Linked DNA regions of Homo sapiens: region 1 is linked to region 2. A link is a contact called in ENCODE Hi-C data. All regions are on one chromosome and are shown on one strand. Each heading gives the region's core, a stretch centred on a gene start or an enhancer-like site at or near the end of the contact. The rest is flanking DNA. Distances are from core to core; before and after follow the strand shown. Region 1 overlaps IL2RA (interleukin 2 receptor subunit alpha). Region 2 has its middle 35 kb from the start of LINC02639.

Region 1 (3,219 bases), core at 10-2,509, 2.2 Mb after region 2:
CTCTGGGATGTTCTGTTCCTTCCAGGACACAGTTTAAGCCCAGTGACATGGGGAGACTCCAAGACACAGCTCATGCCCAACTTCAAAATCTCTGCTTCCACTATGTGCCTGAGCTCTCCTGCCTTGCGGGACTCTGCGTGGCTCTTGGAGCTCACCATGTGTTTTGTCTTGGGCCTTGGTCATTGTATTATTCAGGGAAACAGAATTTCTCTAGAGAAACAAAACCAATAGGATGTATGTAGATAAATAAGAGAATATTTATAATGGGAGTTGGCTCACTCAATTATGGAGGCTGAGAAGTCCCACAATATGCCAGCTGGAGCTGGATAACTAGGAAAGCTGGTGGTGTGGCTCAGTCTAAGACTGAAGGCCTGAGGAGCAGAGGGGCCCTGCTGTAAGTCCCAGAGTCCAAAAGCTGGAGAACCAGGAGTGCAAATGTCCAAGAGCAGACGACGGATGTCCCAGCTTGAACAGAGAGAATGCAACCTTCCTCTGCCTTCTTGTTCTATTCTGGTCCTCTATGGTTGGATGATCCCCACCACACTGGTGAGGGTGATTTTCTTTACTCAGTCTACCAACAAGAAATTTACCCAGTCTATTCAATTCAAATGCTAGTGTCTCCTGGAAATACCCTCACAGACACCCCCAGAGAGACTGTTTAGCCAGCTATCTGGGCATCCCTTAGCCCAGGCAAGTGGACACATTGAAATTGACCATCATGCTCATGCCACACTTCCCTAATGCATTTCTACCTTCTTAACTCCTGCTTTCCCTGGAGGTCTCCCATTGGCTGTCATCTTTCTCTGGGAAGCCTCCGGGACTCTTCTGTCTGTGCTTTGTGGCATTTCTCTGCAGTCCCAGACTTTGCTCCCTTTTCTTTACACGGCACTCACCCTACTGTATCCATCTCCCTCCCACCACCTTGCTAGTGCCTGCACAGAATGGCATGCAAAGGTTTTCGTAAAGGAAAGTAGAAATTCACAAGTTCAAGCTAGGATTTGAATTCAAGCTGTCAACTTTCCAAATTCATAAGACTTTTCCATTCTCTCAAGACGCTTTTCTGGTTGGGAAAAATTCCGGTAGGCAGACAAGATGGGGAAGATTGTTCCAGTAAGGGAGGAGGGTGTTCCTGGGAGTCCAGCTTTGAAATCACAAATGAGGAGGTTCCCTTTGAAGGACAGGAGGAGACCTGCTGGCCAAGGCGTGCTATGTGCTGAGGGAACAGTCTTGGCTGGGGAGCATGTTGTGTGCCAGGCAGAGGAGGTAGCAAAGTGCCCCTGAGGCAATGGAAATGACTGGAGCTCTTGCAGCCGAAAGGGCATCACGACAGGTGCTTTCAGGGGAGATTAACTTGGGGATGAATAACAGGGTGACTGAAAACCAGAGCTTCAGGGCCTGCCTAGGCAGCCCAGGAGATGAACAGTGCCTGTTGACAGCTTGCTTCCTGTGTCGGCCTGAATGCATGGGTTCTGCTCAGATCTACTGGCTCCTTGCTTTCTTGGGAGAGTGAATTACTGCCTCATGGTCTCAGTTTCCTCATCCGTAAAATGGGAATGGTGGCAGGGCGTGGTGGCTCAAGCCTGTAATCCCAGCACTTTGGGAGGCTGAGACTGGTGGATCAATTGAGGTCAGGAGTTTGAGACCAGCCTGGCCAACATGGTCTCTACTAACCTGTCTCTACTAAAAATACAAAAATTAGTCAGGCATGGCGATGGGGCATGCCTGTAATCCCAGCTACTGGGGAGGCTGAGGCATGAGAATCTCTTGAACCCGGGAGGCAGAGGTTGCAGTGAGCCGAGATCATACCACTGCACTCCAGTCTGGGCAACAGAGTGAGACTCTGTCTCAAAAAAAAGGTGGTTGGGGTGGGGGAATAGTGCTAACAGTCCCCATCTCCTATGGTGGCCATGAGGAATCTGTAAGATCACAGAAGCAGAGCACGCAGCAAGGCCTCCCTGGCCCGGGAGTGCTCAGAGCTGGGATCCCAGTGCAGGACGAGGAGGAGGAGGATGGGTGCCCTGGCTACAGGTCCTCTTGCACTAGATTGAAAACGGGGCCAGAGAAGCAGAGCTTGAGAGACGCTGGGAGAGGGAAAGTGAAACTGATGGTCCGGTGGGTGAAAGGTAGTGAAAGCCCGAAGTGCAGTAAACCAGGGATCAACATCTCCAGCCAAAAGGCTCACCCTGTGGTCTCAGCGCCACCTGGGCGTCAGACAGATGTCTGGAGAGACGGCTCTTTTATTCTGAAACACCCCTCCAACTTTTTTTTTTTTTTGGTAATTGTTTGTTTTGCTTTCCATTTAATATAAGGAGTTTTCTCCTTTACAAAAGTTCTTTTTGTTCTAAATCAGGCTGTAAACAGAGGTGCTACCACAAGGACCGGAAGCAGAGACCACACTGGTGCTCAGCTGGGTTGCAGGCTCTGCCTGGTTTCATTGTCGGGGAAGCCACCAGGCCTGCCCCCAGCCAGCGAGATGTCACGCATGCAGCCGGGTGTCATCCCCAAAACTCCCGGGAAACTCTCGGGGCACCAGGGCAGGAAGAGGCTGACGTCAACTTTAACTCCGGGGACTTCAAACGAAACTTTTAGAAATGATTCCTTTGCCCTTTACTTGGTGACGTAATAAACTGATCTTTCTCTGAAAAGATGGGCCGATTTGCTTCAAGGAGCTCATTTCATGAGGAGAAAATACACACAAATATATATATATATATATATATATTTTTTTTCTTTTTTTTTTTGAGACGGAGTTTCCCTCTGTCACCCAGGCTGGAGTGCAGTGGCTCAATCTCGGCTCACTGCAACCTCAGCCTCCAGGTTCAGGGGATTCTCCTGCCTCAGCCTCCCTGAGTAGCTGGGATTACAGGCATGTGCCACCACACCTGGCTAACTTTTGTATTTTTAGTAGAGACGGGGTTTCACCATGTTGGTCAGCTGTTCTCGAACTCCTGACCTCAGGTGATCTGCCCGCCTCAGCCTCCCAAAGTGCTGGGATTACAGACGTGAGCCATCATGCCCAGCTATATATATATATATATATATATATAGAATTTTTTAAGGAAACATTGCTGCTTTGCTACAAAGTATATAATAATGTAAACTGGACTAATACGATTCCTTCCTCCTTTCCTTGGAGAAGTCACAGACTTTTAGGATTGGAGAACGGTTCACATGCATGTGTGTGGGGCAGTTGGTCAGAGCTGTCCATTATGAAAGGTG
Region 2 (3,361 bases), core at 469-2,968:
GAAGGAGTGAAGTTGTTTTTCCACTGTGATGACTCTGGCTACATGAGAACGTTTTCTTTATGACTGAAGTAGAGTCACATTGGATAGCAGTAACTTTGATATCTTCATCAGAATGAGTCATTTTAATGTGTATTGCCTTGTAATCATAAAAGTTGAAGTATTACTTTTTTTTTTTAACTAGAGCACAGTTACAAGTAGATGTTTGCCATCATCATAACAAGAGGAAGTCATGGATTTTATTTTAAGGCACATAAACTGAGATCATGGGCACATGATCAAGTATCAATCTTCTATGTTGGGAGAAGACAGGGCCTAAGGTTTATGCATTACATAACATGTGCCAGGCACAATTCTAGATGGTTTGGATATGTTAAAAGAAATCATGGCTCTAAATTCCGGTACACAATGTTTAGTAGATAATAAATGCTATTATGTTTCTGATTTCATCATCAAAATTATCCAGACAGCTAGGTATGACTACACTAGTCATCCAAAATCACCTGAAAATCAGAGAGCTTCAGTGACTTTGGGTGTGGTCACTTCTTAGTAAGAGGCAGAATAGACACTTCTGATTCCATCGCTCATGTTCAGGGTTTTAATTTTTTTTCTTTTTTTGCTCCTTTCACTGTATAATTGCTCATGTGAGATGTTCCAGAGTGAATAGGCTGCCCTTTGGATATTGTCACATATAAAGACAATAAGAGTAAATAGTTGCTTATTTGAAGACATCCATAGAATGGCTCATGTGTCTTGTTTTTTGCTTTTGTTTGTTTATTTGTTTGTAGACACAGAGTCTCACTGTCACCCAGGCTGGAATGCAGTGGTGCGATCATGATTCACTGCAGTCTTGAACACCTGGGCCCAAGCTATCATCTCGCCTCAGCCACTTGAGTAGCTGGGACTACAGGTGCACACACGCCACTGAGCCTAGCTAATTTTCAACTTTTTTTTTTTTTTTTTCAGACAGAGTCTAAATCTGTCGTCCAGGCTGGAGTGCAAAGGCACACTCAGCTCAGTGCAACATCCGCCTACTCGTTTCAAATGATTATCTTTCCTCAGCCTCCTGAGTAGCTGGGATTACAGGCACCCACCATCACACCTGGCTAATTTTTGTATTTTTAGTAGAGATGGGGTTTCACCGTGTTGGCCAGGCTGCTCTTGAACTCCTGACCTCAAATGATTCGGCCCACCTTGGCCTCCAAAAGTGCTGGGATTACAGGTGTGAGACACCACGCCTGGTCAATTTTAAACTTTTTTGTAGAGACAGGGTCTTGCTCTGTTGCCCAGGCTGGTCTCAAACTTCTGGCTTCAAGGGATCCCTCCACCTTAGCCTCCCATTCTGCCACATTCTATTTCTGTAGAAGCAAGTTACAAAGTCCAGCTGACACGCAGAGGAGCAGAATTGAACCTCACCTTTTCAAAGAAGGATTGTCAAAGGATTTGTAGATATATTTTCAAGACACCACACAATGCATTTGATGAGATTCTGATTATAGACCCTTTGGCATATTTTATGTGGACTGTAAGGAACTGGGAAGGATCTAATATTTTACCCTATTTGTAAGGTTTCAAGTTAGCCTGTCCTAGTTTTGTGAATGCTGACAGAAGATATGAGTACTCTGGGTCAAAGACCAAAAGGACTTTATGACTCAAGCAATAGCAGTAGGCAGAGTATCAGCAATTTTGGTTCTCCTACTCCCCACCCCCAGAGGGTGACTGAAGGAGGGTCAGGTGACATTTGCACATGCAGTGGATTGCATTTCAGGAGGTGAACCTAAACTTGGAGGATGGGAAGCTGCCTTTCACAAGAAGCAGTAGGCATACCTGCCCTTTGCTTTGAAGGACACACAGTCTCTGTCTTCCAAAGCTGTTCACTATTTAACTATCTTTCACAAGATACTCCAGGACAAAGACTCTCACGGCCTCTACTCAGAAGATGTGCAGACATGTGAGGGTCATGGAGAATTCTCTTCCGAGTTTATGATAAAGGTGGTTGCATTAGTCAGGGTTCCCAGAGAAACAAACCAATAGGAGATAGATAGGTGGATATTTTAAGGAATTTGCTCATGGGACAGTGGAGGCTTGGTGAGTCCAAAATCTGATGGGGGTGGTAAGCAGTCTGGAGACTCAGGAAAAAGCTGCAGTTTGAGTCTGAAGACAGTTTCGTGCAGAGCCAGAAAGGGCTGATGTTGCAGATGAAGTCTGAAGGCTGTTTGCTGCTGAATTCTCTCTCGCTTGCAGGGAGGTCAGCTTTTTGTGCTCTTCAGGCCTTCGGCAGATCGGATGGGGCTCACCCATATCAGGGAAATCTCACCCAAAAATATCCTCACAGAAATATCCAGAATAAAGATTGACCACATATCTGGGCACCATGGCCCAACCAAGCTGACACATAAAATTAACCGTCACACTAGTGGTATGATTGCTTTATTTAGTTGCAAGAGTTGAAAATAAAAAAAAAAATTAAAAAGGCATTTGGCTGAGGGGCACGGAAGGGCAGCCTATATTTATTGTGAAGTAATGTGTTCAACTGTGAGGGTTCATGTCTGAAGATAGTTCTAAATAAAAAAAGATGATTTTTCTTAATTCCCATTGCCCCATTTCAGATTCCCATTTGATAATTTAAACAAATGCATACTAGCAGCCAGATGCGGTGGCTCGTGCCTGTAATCCCAGCACTTTGGGAAGCTGAGGCAGGTGGATCATCTGAGATCAGGAGTTTGAAAGCAGCCTGGCCAACACGGTAAAACCCCATCTCTAGTAAAAATACAAAAATTAGCCAGGCATAATGGCAGGCACCTGTGATCCCAGCTACTTGGAAGGCTGAGACAGGAGAATCACTTGAACCTGGGAGACGGAGTTTGCGGTGAGCTGAGATTGCACCACTGCACTCCGGCCTGGGTGACAGAGTGAGACTCCATCTCAAAAAAAAAAGAAAACAAAAATGCATACTGGCATGGTCCACCCTAGTCAAACAGATTCAAAGAACTACAGACTTGGAGGAGACCCCAGAGATAATATAATTCATCAACATCATGCTACAACTTTCTGAATATCATGCAAATAGTTACCTGTAGAGCTGGGACTTAAAACCCAGGGCTCATACTCTACTCTGTCCAAGAGCATTAGAACTGTGGCTCACGGAACCCTGGGTTCAACAGAGGTTCCTTGGGAGCCTCCAGGAGGATGGGCATGGGCAGGGCCCCAAATTGGTATTCACTAGAGGGGCTTCATTTCAGTGTGAATTTTATATTGGAATACTGTGTAAGGTCCCATTTGAAAAGGGCTTATTTTGCCAAAGCAAGCTTGCAAATGACTCTCGTTTGCGATGGATATTTTTGTTGCTAGTGTTGGAAGTTAA

What was found. A loop is a pair of places that touch in the nucleus more often than their neighbours do. Pooled maps may share reads with other maps.
Region 1: a map with no recorded cell type shows a loop between it and region 2 (9-fold over the local background). The contact joins two enhancer-like sites. A Hi-C loop is called at or near these places in 5 of 37 single-sample maps with no recorded cell type and 6 of 50 pooled maps.

What each region holds. Positions count from the first base shown.
Region 1 is chr10:6,048,797-6,052,015 of GRCh38, forward strand. The region is part of intron 1 of IL2RA (interleukin 2 receptor subunit alpha); the gene reads right to left. Among named protein-coding and RNA genes, the nearest start is that of IL2RA, 12 kb to the right of the region's middle. RefSeq lists enhancers at 1,829-2,208, 2,219-2,348, 2,439-2,708. Within about 2 kb of position 1,260, at least 30 of the 41 ENCODE cell types and tissues checked have a DNase peak (open chromatin) inside an H3K27ac peak, as active enhancers do.
Region 2 is chr10:3,867,562-3,870,922 of GRCh38, forward strand. No RefSeq gene overlaps it. Among named protein-coding and RNA genes, the nearest start is that of LINC02639, 35 kb to the left of the region's middle. RefSeq lists an enhancer at 2,142-2,641. Within about 2 kb of position 1,719, at least 4 of the 41 ENCODE cell types and tissues checked have a DNase peak (open chromatin) inside an H3K27ac peak, as active enhancers do.